Linked DNA regions of Homo sapiens: region 1 is linked to region 2. Evidence: chromatin contacts called from ENCODE Hi-C data. All regions are on one chromosome and are shown on one strand. Each heading gives the region's core, a stretch centred on a gene start or an enhancer-like site at or near the end of the contact. The rest is flanking DNA. Distances are from core to core; before and after follow the strand shown.

Region 1 (7,213 bases), core at 2,506-5,005, 170 kb after region 2:
GAGGAATGCTATATCCTGTCCCTAGAAGTACACATGGTGGTCAGGTATGGTGGCTTATGCCTGTAATCCCAGCACTTTGGGAGGCTGAGATGGGAGGATTGCTTGAGCCCAGGAGTTCGGGACCAGCCTGGGCAACATGGCAAGACCTCTGACTCCACAAAAAAAAATTGTTTTTTTTTTGAGAGAGCATCTCACTCCGTCGCCCAGGCTGGAGTGGTATAATCTTGGCTCACTGCAACCTCTGCCTCTGTCACACACACAAACACACACACACACACACACACACACACACACACACACAAAGAAAAGAAATACAGGCGGTGTTTCAGGGAAGGGAAGGTTCTGCTGGGGTCCTGGAACTGTGACTGATGGCCTCAGGGATGCAGGAATAGGCCTTCTAGCACAGCAGCTAGTAGGCTCCCCCAGGCCATCCGCTGGCGTGTGGAGGTGCAGGACCTGGGGGAGGCAGTCCTCACCCCAGCTAGGCCAAGGGGTAGGGTTTTTAGGTCTGTTTTTAACAGAACTCAGAGCACCAGGTGAAGGTGGAAAGTTGGTAAACTGGGAAAACAAGGTCAGCATCTTACATTTTCTATACTCAGCAGAGTGTGCCATTCCCGGTTTCTGTCCTGAGGCTTTCAGAGGCCACAACAGCCAGGTTTCTTTCCATCTTCCCTCAGTCAGTATGTAGTCATTTAAAATTCTTTGGTTGTTCTGAAGATCCTTTTTTTATGTATAATTTTTACATGAAAGACAGCTGCAAAATGCAAGCCTCAGTAGAGTGGGGGAGTTTTTCAAGGTGAGAAGTCGCTGTTCTCTGCACTGAACAGGGATTGAATTTTCCTTGTCTGATGGTAGCCCATCCCCCTCCCCCGCCGCCCCCCGCAGGGATAACATTCTCAGGAATTTCTCTTGTCCTAGCCCCTTTCATTTCAAAAACAATATTAGTCTTTTGTTTTCCTTTTTCATTCATTTGTTTTTTTACAGCTTTTGTAGAGACCAACCCAAGTAGATGCCAGTGGGTATTAAACAAAAACACACATACCCAGGGGACAAGCCCTCCAGCGGTGAGGAATCTCTGCCATGTTCTCTTCCCTGCTGCCCACGAACATTACGGAGACTCCCTTAGTCTCCCCCTCCTCTTCCCCACTGAGGGGCGGCTTGTGGAGATGGAGGACTCGGGCCCATAGATGCAGACCCACTGTCAAATCCAGCAATAGTTCTCATTCTTCCAAAGCTCGAGTGCCATTTTGAGATGCCCTACCAATGACATGCAGTAAAGGACATAACCTCACAGCCTTTTTAGAAGCATTTTGAATATCTACAGTTGCCTCAATTCACGGGGCATTTCATTCCTCTGATCCAGGTTAGAGTTTTGCTAAATCTGTAGCATCCTGAGTAGCACACTAATTTTTTTTTTAGCACACTAACTTTAACTACATTAGTTGAGTGTAGTTGATACATCTGTGGCCTTGTGTCTATAAAGAGCACACTAGATTGTACCCAGCACTTTTGGATATGACATGCTAATTAGATGTATTTAACTATTCATAGGAAAGTGTATGATAAATGACTGTAATATTTCTAATAAATATATTTTGTTTCTAATTATTTTTTTCTCACTGACATGTATCAATATTTTTTCAAAGTGCCACCCTTAAACTGAGTCTGTTTTCAGACCAGCATCTTCATGCATATATCCTTGTCAGGTCACAGTCTCCACTGCAGCTGCTCTTGCGGGTGGTGCTGGAATTTTCCACAGAGGACTGGGCTCCTGCTGGTTCCTCCGCTGCCCGTGTGCAGCTTTCTTGCTCAGGCCACAGGCTTACGTGAAGATCACCCTTCAAGGCCTACCCAGGACACTGCTGAGCTGTGCAGATGTGCACACGATATGTGCAATGTCATACGTGTGACTAAATGCCAACTGAGACCCCAGAAACCACTCATAGGGGGAATTATGCCAAGATTGAGGAGGCAGGGTGATACTTTTTTTCTTTTTCTGTTTTTTTTTTTTTTTTTTTTTTTGAGATGGAGTCTAGCCCTGTCGCCAGGCTGGAGTACAGTGGCATGATCTTGACTCACTGCAACCTCCACCTCCTGGGTTCAAGCGATTCTTTTGTCTCAGCCTCCCGAGTAGCTGGGACTACAGGCACGTGCCAGCACGCCCAACTAATTTTTGTATTTTTAGTAGAGAACAAGGGGTCACCATGTTAGCCAGGATGGTCTTGATCTCTTGACCTCATGATCTACCTGCCTCTGCCTCCCAAAGTGTTGGGATTACAGGTGGGAGCCACTGCGCCCGGCCACAGATATTTTGTAAATGATTGCTTCCTTACGCCTTTCTAGTTCATGTTTTCTTATACATAGTTACATTTCTTCTTTGCTATACTAAAAATCCCTAATTTTAGTTGGTCAGAGAGAGGGATTTGAGACTGAGCTCCCATCTCCTCGGCTGCAGCATCTGATTAAAGCCTTCTTCCTTTGCAATACTCATCTCAGTGATTGGCTTTCTGTGGGTGAGCAGCGCAGGATCTAGGCTGAAGCCCTGAGGCTTCAGTGACAAAATCTGTTTTTCATAATGCTATCTGTCTTAATTGTCCTCAAGAATTAGTATTTGAGTGCTCTCTAGATTCTCCTTTGTCACCCTTCCTTCCTTTCTTTCTTCCTTTCTTCCTTCCTTCTTTCCTTCTCTTTGCTTCGTTCTCTCCTTCCTTCTTTTCTTTCTTTTTTTGAGACGGAGTCTTGCTCTGTCGCCCAGGCTGGAGTTTGGTGGCACGATATCAGCTCACTGCAACGTTCACCTCCCGGGTTCAAGAGATTCTCCTGTCTCAGCCTCTGGAGTAGCTGGGACTACAGGCACGCGCCACCACGCCCAACTAATTTTTGTATTTTTAGTAGAGAGGGTTTCACCATGTTGGCCAGGCTGGCCTCAAACTCCTGACCTCAAGTGATCTGCCCGCCTCAACCTCCCAAAGTGCTGGGATTACAGGTGTGAGCCACCGCGCCTGGCCGTCACTTTTCTTCAATCTCACTGGTGCTCGCGGGCTGAAGGGTCAGGACGGACTAGAGGCGAGCAATCCTGGTGGCACCAGGCGTTCCCCGACCCGCCCGGGTCGCCAGCTGCACGGACCCTGGGCAGATGCGCGCAGCGGCTGCGGCACACGGCGGGGAGCGGCTGCTTGGCCCCATCCTAAGGCAGCAGAATGCCCAGAGCTGGTCCCTGGCTCCAGGCGCAGGCCGAGTAGGAGCTGGGCGGGCAGCGGCGTCGGGCAGGCCCTTCCAGCCGGGCTGACAGGCCGCTCTGACCCAGCCATCTGACTCCGCTTGCGTCCTGGCAGCGCGGACCCTAGGGCAACTTTGCTGCAGTGGCCAAGCCGGGGGCGGAACTGACCCGTACCCCTGAACCGAGCAAGCCTAGGAGCAGGTGCGCCGGCGGCGCTGTGAAGCGGCACTCATGACAGGCAGGCTGGGCACCGCCACCCCGAAACCTCCGAGGGAGGACCAGCCAGCCCAGGTTGGCGCTGGAGCTGCAGCGCCACCTGCAGGCCAAGGAGTCTTTTTCTGGGAGGCTGGAGCTGCAGCGCCACCTGCAGGCCAAGGAGTCTTTTTCTGGGAGGCTGGAGCTGCAGCGCCACCTGCAGGCCAAGGAGTCTTTTTCTGGGAGGCTGGAGCTGCAGATGCAGTGAAGTCACAGGTTCCGTGATGTCACAGGTGGGCAGGCGCACTGGTCTGTAACGGATTGGCTTGGCCTTACCCACGAGGCTTTGCGGTGGCTGTTGGCTTGGCGGTGGTCGCTTGGCTTGGCGTGGCAGTGATCGCTTGGCTTGGCATTTCTGGCTTGGCGGTCCTCCTTTCGCAGATTGGAAACCGCGGGCTATCCTGCTGGGAGGTTGTGGCCGAGGCAGTAGCTCGCTACTGATGGCCTCCTGGGGTGGAGAAAAGCGGGGAGGGGCTGAGGGGTCTCCGAAGCCGGCAGTCTACGCCACGAGGAAGACCCCTAGCGTCGGGAGCCAGGGGGACCAGTGGTACTTGGGCTACCCGGGGGACCAGTGGTCCTCGGGCTTCCCCTACAGCTGGTGGAAAAACAGCGTCGGCAGCGAGAGCAAGCACGGTGAGGGCGCCTTAGACCAGCCCCAGCACGACGTCCGCCTGGAAGATCTTGGCGAGCTCCACAGAGCTGCCCGGTCGGGCGACGTCCCTGGGGTGGAGCACATCTTAGCTCCTGGAGACACTGGCGTGGACAAGAGGGATAGGAAGAAGAGGTAATGGCCAGGCGAAGGATGCGCCGTCCTGTCGGGGACACTGGCTTTCTGGTGCCCGCAGGCCCCACGGCACCCGGGATGGGGAAACGTCAGAGGGGTCAGGGGCCCAGGCCTCTTAGTGAGACGGGATCAAATATAAAGGATTATTACTATTGCAAAAGTGTTGGTCTACTTTACAGGAGTTTTCTTTAAAAATATTGCACTTCCCAACTGTGTTTATCCATTTTCTCAATTTATTCATCAAACATAAGCTGAATACCTATTATACAGCAGACATATTCTACTGTCGCTCAGGTTCCTTCCATCCTTAAGAACTTCATGTTGGCCGAGCTCGGTGGCTCATGCCTGTAATCCCAGCACTTTGGGAGGCCGAGGAGGGCAGATCACGAGGTCAGAAGTTCGAGACCAGGCTGACCAACATGGTGAAACCCCGCCTGTTATGCTTTTGTCTCAGCCTAGACTTAGCTAAGACCTTCATGATAAATTATCCTTTAGGCCCTCGGGGTTCAGTTCAAATAATGTTGCAGAAAGAGAGGAGTTTCCTTTTTTCATTGCTACCAGATCTGTATGCTGAGGACCCTTTTCTTAGATCGTGGAATGTCCCATATTATCCTTTCCCAGATTTGTGGCAGGAAGCCATCACCAGAATTCTGAGTCTCAAGTATGTTAGTTGGATTTAACAGAGCTAAGTCTCATCCATGACTCATGAATATCCATGTATAAAATGAGAGCTTTGGCAGGGTGCAGTGGCTCATGCCTGTAATCCCAGCAATTTGGGAGGCTAAGGTGGGCGGATCACGAGGTCAGGTGATTGAGAGCATCCTGGCTAACACGGTGAAACCCCGTCACTACTAAAAAATACAAAAAAAAAATAGCCGGGCGTGGTGGTGGGCGCCTGTAGTCCCAGCTACTCAGGAGGCTAAGGCTGGAGAATGGCATGAACCCAGGAGGCGGAGCTTGCAGTGAGCCGAGATCGCGCCACTGCACTCCAGCCTGGGTGACAGAGCGAGACTCAGTCTAAAACAAACAAACAAACAAACAAACAAACAAAACTTGCTTCAGCAGCAAACATATACTGAAATTGGAACAAAATGGAGAGAAATTAGCATGGCCCCTGCCTGCATAAGGATGATGCACAGATTTTTGAAGTGGTCCATATTTTGCGCAGTCACTAGAAGTTCATTTGACTATTTGCTGACTAGTTCCAAAGACAGTGTGAGTCAAAGCAAACTGGGTATCACCTAATATTAAAATTGTGATTTTTCACTACAAAAATATGCAGTAAGGTGATCAATGGAGCTGAGTAACACGTGGGATGTTGTGTGCAAATATATTGTCAGTATGTATCTCAGAAATGAGAGAATGTCAACTTGCATGTCTTTCATGGAACTGAAAAAGAAAAGTAGCATTTTGTTTTCCATGTCAGTTGGAGATGAACATGGGGATTGAGCATCCTTCTAACAAAGATCTGCCGATTCAGAGTTTGAGTCTGTATGGAACAGTAGTCCAAGCTAGGTCTTGACATCTATTAGCTTTCTCCCCTTGGCGTGATTGATGAGCTCAGTAATAGTGGACAGTGTTGTTATCTAGTTTGATGAAATAATATATTTATAAGTAAATTTAGTTACAAACTATGAACTAGCTGTGATGCCCCAAATTATAAGCCACAAAGAATAGAACTAATAAAACTAGAACTTAATAACAGTTTTGGAAAACTGCAACATTTGAATATTAGAACCTCTGGAAAAATACACATTGGGTTTTATTTGTGATTCCAAAACCATTTCCTCAATAAAGCTCAAGAACAAATTATTTCATTGCTTCACTGTTTCTCTGAGCATTTACAAAACGTTTTCTTGTTAAATCTTTAACAACCTAGTGAAATAAGGCAGTAAAATCCTTGCTTTTTAGAAGAATACATTGAGCCTAAGAGAAGCAACTTGTCAGAGAATAAATAGCTGCTGGTAATAGAGCTAGGACGCTTTCCATTATGCCAAGCTAATGTGAGTTAATTTACTGAGCTATACTCCCTTCAATTCATGAGTACTTCATCTTTTTTTCTTCTTCAGAAGCTTAAAGAGAAGTTGGTAGAACTCACAAATTGAAGTATATGGGATAATTAAAGTTCTGATATTAACTCTGATATTGTTTGAAATACTCTAAAAATTTAATATATTTGGTATTTTTCATTTGTTTTAAAATAGTAATTTCATTTATTACATTTTTATCCATAGCATTCAGCAACTAGTTCCTGAATATAAGGAAAAACAGACACCTGAAAGTCTTCCTCAAAATAACAATCCAGGTAAGACTTCTGATAGTGAATTATTTTTGGTGGTCCTACCATAGGTAAAAAAGAAGTAAGAGTAAGGAAGTTTTGATCATGAAAGAGCAGTTTTAAAAAATCTTTATTTCTTTCTTGATAGGTTAGATTTCTTGGTAGGTTAGATGTCACAATTATTTAAAAAGTTAATTGTAGGTCATTTATTTTTTCAAACAATCTGGTCTGAAAAAAAATTAATTATGGTCCCTAAAATCCTATGTGATATTTTTGTATAAATAAGAAAAAGTGTTTTTTTTTGTTTTTTTTTTGAGACGGAGTCTCGCTGTCGCCCAGGCTGGAGTGCAGTGGTGCGATCTCGGCTCACTGCAGGCTCCACCCCCTGGTTCACGCCATTCTCTTGCCTCAGCCTGCGGAGTAGCTGGGACTACAGGCGCCCGCCACCCCGCCCGGCTAATTTTTTGTATTTTTAGTAGAGATGGGGTTTCACCGTGTTAGCCAGGATGGTCTCGATCTCCTGACCTCATGATCCATCCGCCTCGGCCTCCCAAAGTGCTGGGATTACAGGCGTGAGCCACCGCGCCCGGCCAAGAAAAAGATATTTTTGAGTTAGTAAGTTGTATGTTTTCTTTATAGTCACCTTATAATGAATTAGACTTGTTATGAAATTGGA
Region 2 (7,736 bases), core at 2,325-4,824:
GTTTAGTCGCATCATAGCACTCGACACCTCCCGAAGTTAACTTGTTTGTTTATTTTATTTTATTTTTGGAGACAGAGTTTCACTCTGTTGCCCAGGCTGGAGTGCAGTGGCACGATCTCGGCTCACTGCAACCTCTGCCCAAGTAGCTGAGACTACAGGCACACGCCACTACACCTGGCTAATTTTATTTTATTTTATTTTTGTATTTTAGTAGAGACGGGGTTTCACCGTGTTGCCCAGGCTGGTCTCAAACTCCTGAGCTCAGGCAATCCACTCGCCTCCCAAAGTGCTAGGATTACAGGCATGAGCCACTGCGCCCGGCCACCTTGTTTGTTTATTAGAAAGTAAATTCCCTGAGAGCAGGGTCCTTCTGGTCCTATCCAATATTGTGTTTCCCAAGTTCACCACAGTGCTTGGCATATAGTAGACACTCAACAAACACTTACTGAAAAAATAAACCATGAACTAGAGGCAACTTGAAAGAGGGAAAAAGCACTTTCCTCCATTCTTGAATCCTGTAAGAATGGCCAGTCTAGGCTGGCTCTCCTTTGGGGAAGGGGGCAGGAAGAAAAATTAACAGTTTCTTGGTTATCAGGGATGCCTAATGGAAGCTGCAGTTGCCACAGATGGCAGGGGAGGGAAGTTAGGCTTAGATGGGAAGAGTGTGGCTGCCTTAAGACTTGCAAGGGGACAGCTCTCTCTCGGTTTTGTTTTTTTTGGAGACGGAGTCTTGCTCTGTCACCCAGGCTGGAGTACAATGGCGCGATCTCGGCTCACCACAACCTCCACCTCCCAGGTTCAAGCGATTCTCCTGCCTCAGCCTCCTGAGTAGCTGGTATTACAGGCATGCACTACCACACCCGGATAATTTTGTATTTTTAGTAGAGACGGGGTTTCTCCATGTTGGTCAGGCTGGTCTCGACCTCCTGACCTCAGATGATCGGCCCGCCTCGGCCTCCCAAAGTGCTAGGATTACAGGCATGAGCCACCGCGCCTGGCCTCGGTCTTTTTTTTATTGTGGTGAAAAACATGTAAGATGAAATCTACCCTCTTAACAAATTTGTAAGTGTAGAGTACAGGCTTGTTAACTTTAGAACTTTCTCATCTTGTGTGACCGAAACTCCACATGCATTGAGCATCAGCTCCCCATCTCTCCTCCCCAAGCCCTGGTAACAAGCTTTCAGCTTTCAGCTTCTATGAGGTTTTTTTTTTTTTTTTGCTTTAGATTCCATATAAATGGAATCATGCAGTATTTGTCCTTGTGTGACTGGCTTATTTGACAACAAATGTCTTCAAGGTCCATTCATGCTATAGTATGTGTCAGAATTTTTTTCCTTTTTAAGGCTGAATGATATTCCTTTGTATGCATGAACCACACTTTCTTTGCCCATTCATCTATTAATGCACTCTTGGGTTGCTTCTGCCTTTTGTCTACTGTGAATGATCTTATTATGAATGTGGATATACAAATGTTTCATTGAGACTTTGCTTTCTATTCTTTTGGGTATATACTCAGAAGTGGGAATGCTAGATCATTTGATAATTCTATTTTTAATTTTTTGAAGAGTCTCTGTTTATCTATTTATGAGACAAGATCTTGCTCTGTTGCCCAATGGCTTGATCATAGCTCAATGTAGCCTTAAATTCCCAGGCTCAAGCCTCCTCCTACCTCAGATCCCCAGGTAGCTGGGACTACAGGTGTGTGCCATCACGTCTGACTAATTTTTTATTTTTTGTAAAGATAGGGTCTCACTGTGTTGTCCAAGCTGGTCCTGAACTTCTGGGCTCAAGCAATCCTCCCGCCTTAGCCTCCCAAAGTGCTGGGATTATTGGCTGAGCCACTGTGCCCAGCCCATACTGTTTTTATAGTGGCTGGGCCATATCGCAGTCTTACCAATGGTGCACAAGGGCTTCGATTTCTCCACATCCTCATCAACCCTCGTTTTATGATTTTTGTTTTGTTTTTCAATAATGGCTATCCTAACAGGTATGAGGTGATTTCTCATTGTGGTCTTGATTTGCATTTCCCTGGTGATTAGTGATGTTGAGTACATTTTCATGTGCTTGTTGGCCACTTGTATATCTTCTTCGGAGAAATGTCTGTTAAAGGTCTTTCCTCATTTTTTTTTTTTTTTTTTTTTTTTTGAGAGGAAGTTTGACTCTTGTTGCCCAGGCTGGAGTGCAGTGGCGCGATCTCGGCTCACTGCAAGCTCCGCCTCCCGGGTTCAAGCTATTCCTCTGCCTCAGTCTCCTGAGTACCTGGGACTATAGGCACACACCACCACACTGGGCTTATTTTTTTTGTATTTCAGAGGAGACTGTGTTTCACCCTGCTGGCCAGGATGGTCTTGATCGCCTGACTTCGTGATCTGCCCGCCTCAGCCTCCCAAAGTGCTGGGATTACAGGCGTGAGCCACTGCGCCCGGCCAGGTCTTTCCTCATTTTTAGGTTGGGTTGTTTGTTTTTGTGGCTATCTATTAAATTTTCGATCCAACTTTTGATTCTGCCATTTACAGAGCACTGTATGTCAGGTATTGTGGGAAGCCCTTAACACACACAATCTCATTTTATCCTTACAACAGCCTTGAAACATAGATACAATAAGAATTCACATGTTACAGATGAGGCATCAAAGCACAGACAGGTTAAACTACATGCCCAAGGTCACATAGCTAGTAAGTGTCCGAGAGGGTCATCAGACCAGACCAATCTGATCCTAGTCCGGATCATAATCTAGAAGCCCTCACTGCATCTCACCACTGTGCAGGTTGATAGGGAGGCTGGGGCAGGGTCCTGTAGCAAATCACAAGGGTGTCTTCTCTATAGTCCAGTGTGCTGGGAAGACAACAGGTTGGGAGGTAGGATCCTGGGATCTGCTGATCTCAGTGCTGCTCCGACTGGCTGGGGAGCTTCTGGCACAGTCACCTCGTGGCGCTTGGCCTTAGTGAGAGCATTGAGTCAAGGGATGGGATGATGTTTTGAAAAAATAGTGTGTCAGAAAGGAAGTACTGCTAGGAGTCCCAAGGCTGGTGCATACATCATGCCGGCGTCTTCCCTCATCTCAGAACCCAGAGCCTGTCTCCTGGCTGGGGGCTCACAGAGGGTCCTGGCTGGTAGAAGTCTTGCTTTTGGTGTGTTAAACACCCACAGAGTTGGAGCAGAGAGGATGGGGAGCCTGGTGCTGGCCTCCTTGTTGGGACTGGCCTCTGCTGTACAGGGGTCTTCAGGAGGCAGAGGGATGGGGTGGAGGGGTTATATGGGTATAGAGAGTTGAGGCTTCCAGGCCCCACTTTGCCATACTAACCCATCAGACTGCAGGCAAGTTAAGCTCCAGGACATCTGATCAGCACCAATTCTTTCCCTTCCCTGGTTCCCTCTCCGCTTTGCCCCGTCTCACTCCACATGAGTACAACCCTAATGGCACCTCAGGAGAACACCTGTCTGCCTTGGAGGAGGCTCAGCCTGAATCTGAGCCTGTCTGCTCTCTGAGTCCAAACTAATGTTTAACCAGGAAGTACATTTCTGTTAGGAAGACTCTTCACTAAAGATGTGGACATCGAAGTTCAGGCAGGGCAGAGAGATTTGCCAGACTGGACTGTCCTGCCATCTAGTGGTGGGATAAGAGGATTAGCTAGCGTCCCCTCCAGCTGTGGCTGCCCTGGAGAGAACAGCAATTTTTTTGGAGGGTAAGAGAGGGAAGAGTGGTTTGGTAAATGCACCGTCATTACTTTAAGGCATAATCCATGGCAGTACGCTCTTAGTTGCTTGAGATATCTAACCAACTGTTGGGCAAAAAGCAGCATAAATTTTGGCACCTGCGAGAACACTGTAAGTTTTCTCTAAGGGGTCACCTACAAATGCCATCAGAGGTGGGACTTTGGAAATGTCGAAGTTTGGAACTCATATACTCAGAAGTCACTGGTTCTTGCTAACTTATATTGACACATCACAGTAGAGGTGGATTCTAAAGATTCACTCTAGGCCAGGCACAGTAGTTCACACCTGTAATCCTAGCAGTCTGGGAGGCCAAAGTGGGAGGATAACGTGAGTCCAGGAGTTTGAGACCAGCCTGAGCAACATAGTGACACCTCCTCTGTACTATTAAATAAAATTAGCTTGATGTGGTGGCATGCACCTGTAGTCCCAGCTACTTAGAAGCCTGGGTGCTTGAGCCCAGGAGTTCAAGATTTCAGTGAGCAGTGATTGTGCCACTGCACTCCAGCTGGGGTAACAGTGAGAGACCCTGTCTTAAAAAAAAAAATTAATTCTAGAGATGTGTTTTCTCTGATTTGATTTATTTTGGGAAACAAGTAGCTCTGAAACTAAAAAATAGTTACAGTGAAGACTCTAGAAATTCTGAAAATGATTACTGAAATTGTCCTACTGTTTCCATTTATTGGGAGCTGTATTCCTGAAATTGATGCAATAACGGAGATGTAGTGGAGAAGGGAAGCTGGGAGAAGGGGAAAGAGAAAGAGCTCAGGCTCCTCCAGAAATCATCACCTTCGGCAATAATAATAAAAAGAGTAAGAATGACAACTAACTATCAGTCAGGAGAGGTTAGGTTTTGTTATGACACTATCCCAGATAAACGATGCCGACCGACACTGGTCAAGATGGTGAACACAGGTTTTATTCAGCAATACTATGGCAGCAAGGAAGAGAGACCAGTGTGGATTGAACTCAACTTCTCCAAAACAAAAGGCTGGAGACTTTTAAAGGTGGGGTGTGCTCAGGGAAAGGCACTAAAGGTGTGAATAGGGTTAGGCCATGTCAGGCCACCTGGGTTTGTTGACTGCTGTCTATCTGAAGGACACACACACTTCTCATGTCTTTGTGACGGGGCAGTGGTGCAGGTTGGAGCAAGGTGCCCACAGTTAGGCCCTCAGCCTCCCCTACAGACTAGGAGAGACAGAATTATCTCCCTGAAGCCTTGCATTTTAAAGAGAAGACTCTCAGGTCCTGGAGGAAACAGTTTTGGGTGGTAGTTTTATATCCCAAAGAGCAAAGAAAGGCTTTATAATTGCAAGCTTTCTAAAGTGATGGCTCTACAGGGAGTTGAGGGGTGGTGGTGCAGAGCTCTATCTGCCTATCTCTTGGTATTGGCTGGAACAAACAGTCAATTCTCCTGGCAGCCTTGAGCTTTCTCGGGAAGGCCTTTATTTTAATTTTCAAAAATTTTTTTGAGACAAGGTCTCACTCTGTTACCCAGCCTGAAGTGCAGTGGCATGATCATAGCTCACTGAAGCCTCGACCTCCCGGATTCAAGTGATCCTCCCACCTCAGTCTCCCAAGCAGCTGAGACTAAAGTTGTGCTGTGCATCACCACAGCCATCTGATTAATTAATTTTTTTTTTTTTTTGTAGAGATAGGCTCTCCCTATGTTGCCCAGGCTGGTCTTGAACTCCCGGTCTCAATGGCTCCTCCCACCTCAGCCTCACAAAGTGTTCAGATTAGAGGTGTGAGCCACCATGCCCGGCCATATGCAGGCCTTTAGCTGGGATTAGGGTCATCCTAGAGACAGGGCCTTATGCTTCTAGAAGCCATGCTAGAGTTCAGTTGTCTATTAGTGCAGAAATTAGGATGGAGCCATTATATGCTGGGAGTTCTGCAGTTTTTATTTGTTTCTGGGAAAACTTTAAAAAATTGTTGAAAACATACATATCATAAAATTTATCATTTTAACAATTTTTAAATATACAGTTCAGTGGCATTAAGTGCATTCACATTGTTGGGCAACCAACACCACCCTCCACCTTCAGAATATTTTCATCTTCTCCAGCTGAAACTCTACCCCTCAAATAATAACTCCCCATTCCTCTCTCCTGCCAGCCCCTGGTAAATAACATTTTACTTTCTGTTTTTATAAATTTGATTCCTCTATCTACCTTGTGTAAGTGGAATTATACAATATTTGTCCTTTTGCAACTGGTTTATTGAACTCAGCATTACGTCCTCAAGTTTCATTCTTGTAGCACTTTCTTCAGTAGGCTAAGATTCCACTATATGGGCTGGGCTCACGCCTGTAATCCCAGAACCTTGGGAGGCTGAGGTGGGCGAATTGCCTGTGGTCAGGAGTTTGAGACCAGCCTGGCCAACATGGTGAAACCCCAACTCTATTAAAAATACAAAAATTAGCCAGGTGTGGCGGTGGGCGCCTGTAGCCCCAGCTACTTGGGAGACTGAGGCAGAAGAATTGCTTGAACCCGGGAGGCGGAGGTTGTGATGAGCCGAGATTGTGCCACTGCAAGGAGATATGACAGTTTCAGATTTGACCATGTTGGGATGATTGGGCACCCAAGTGGCTGGTTGTAGAGAACCGATCTCAAGAATGCAGGGAACCCACACAGGAAGATTAGATGATAAAAATGACCAACAAGGTAATCATCAGAGGGACAGTGTTATAAGGAAATACAGACTAGGTAGAATAACAGAGAAGGAAAAGGTAAGGAATTAGGCCAGAAAACAAGCTCTCATCACTCTAAGCTTTGATTAATGGGTCAAAACCCTAATGAGCATCTTGCCTTTCAGTTGCTTTCCCGATTCTTTTGTGCATTGCACACTGCTATAAAACCATTCTTTCTAGAGTACCAATTTCATTCCCAGTCGCAGGGGGTCATGCTTGTAATCCCAGCTACTTGGGAGGCCAAGGCAGGAGGATCGTTTGAGGCCAGGGGTTAGAGACCAGTGTTGGTAACTTAGTGAGACTCTGTGTCTTAAAAAAAAAAAAAAAAAAAAGTGAAAAAAAGATCGCCATGTCTTTAGCTAAAACTTAAAGATTTTTTAGCATAAAAGTACTATATGTTGCATAAAGAAACAGTCATGGCCGGGCACGGTGGCTCACGCCTGTAATCCCAGCATTTTGGGAGGCCAAGGTGAGTGGATCACCTGAGGTTGGGAATTTGAAACCATCCTGGCCAACATGGTGAAACCCCATCTCTACTAAAAAATACAAAAATTAGCCAGGCGTGGTGGCATGCGCCTAGTCCCAGCTACTTGGGAGGCTGAGGCAGGACACTCGCTTGAACCCTAGAGGTGGGGTTGCAGTGAGCCGCAATTACGCCACTGCATTCCAGCCTGGGCGACAGAGCGAGACTCTGTCTCAAAAAAAAAGAAAAAGAAAGAAAGAAAGAGTCATACTACTTGAATAGACATCCCTCCAAGGCATACAAATGGCCAAGAAACACATGAAAAGATGCCCAAAGTTATTAGTCATTAGAGAAAATGCAAATCAAAACCACAATGACAAACCACTTCACGCCCACGAGGATGGCTATAATAATTTTTTTAAAACAGTGCAAAATAACAAGTGTTGGCAAGGTTGTTGAGAAATTGGAACTCTCCTGCATTGCTGGTGAGAATGTAAAATGGTGCAGCCACTGTGGAAATCAGTTTGGCATTTCCCCAGTAAGTTAAGCATAGTTATATGTCCCAGCAATTCTACTTGTAGGTATGTACCCAAGAGAATTGAAAACAGGTATCCAAACTAATTTTTTTTTTTTGAGATAGAATCTCATTCTGTCCACCAGGCTGGAGTACAGTGGCATGATCACTGTTCACTGCAGCCTCGACCTCCTAGTCTTCTTCTTCTTTTTTTTTTTGAGACAGAGTTTCATTCTTGTTGCCCAGGCTGGAGTGCAATGGCGCGATCTCAGCTCGCTACAACCTCCACCTCCCGGGTTCAAGCGATTCTCCTGCCTCAGCCCCCCACGTAGCTTGGGATTACAGGCATGCAC

What was found. A loop is a pair of places that touch in the nucleus more often than their neighbours do. Pooled maps may share reads with other maps.
Region 1: a pooled map shows a loop between it and region 2 (4-fold over the local background). The contact joins the promoter of CCDC144A here to the enhancer-like site in region 2. A Hi-C loop is called at or near these places in 3 of 168 maps with a recorded cell type or tissue (CD8-positive, alpha-beta T cell, OCI-LY7 and mammary epithelial cell), 6 of 37 single-sample maps with no recorded cell type and 14 of 50 pooled maps.

What each region holds. Positions count from the first base shown.
Region 1 is chr17:16,686,486-16,693,698 of GRCh38, forward strand. CCDC144A (coiled-coil domain containing 144A) reads left to right here and starts at 3,756. Exons shown (of 17, transcript NM_001382000.1): 1 at 3,756-4,259; 2 at 6,494-6,564. The coding sequence starts at 3,916. It also overlaps the pseudogene RNU6-405P. RefSeq lists enhancers at 458-958, 2,746-3,649.
Region 2 is chr17:16,517,842-16,525,577 of GRCh38, forward strand. No RefSeq gene overlaps it. Among named protein-coding and RNA genes, the nearest start is that of LRRC75A, 30 kb to the left of the region's middle. RefSeq lists an enhancer at 3,451-3,500. Within about 2 kb of position 3,575, at least 3 of the 41 ENCODE cell types and tissues checked have a DNase peak (open chromatin) inside an H3K27ac peak, as active enhancers do.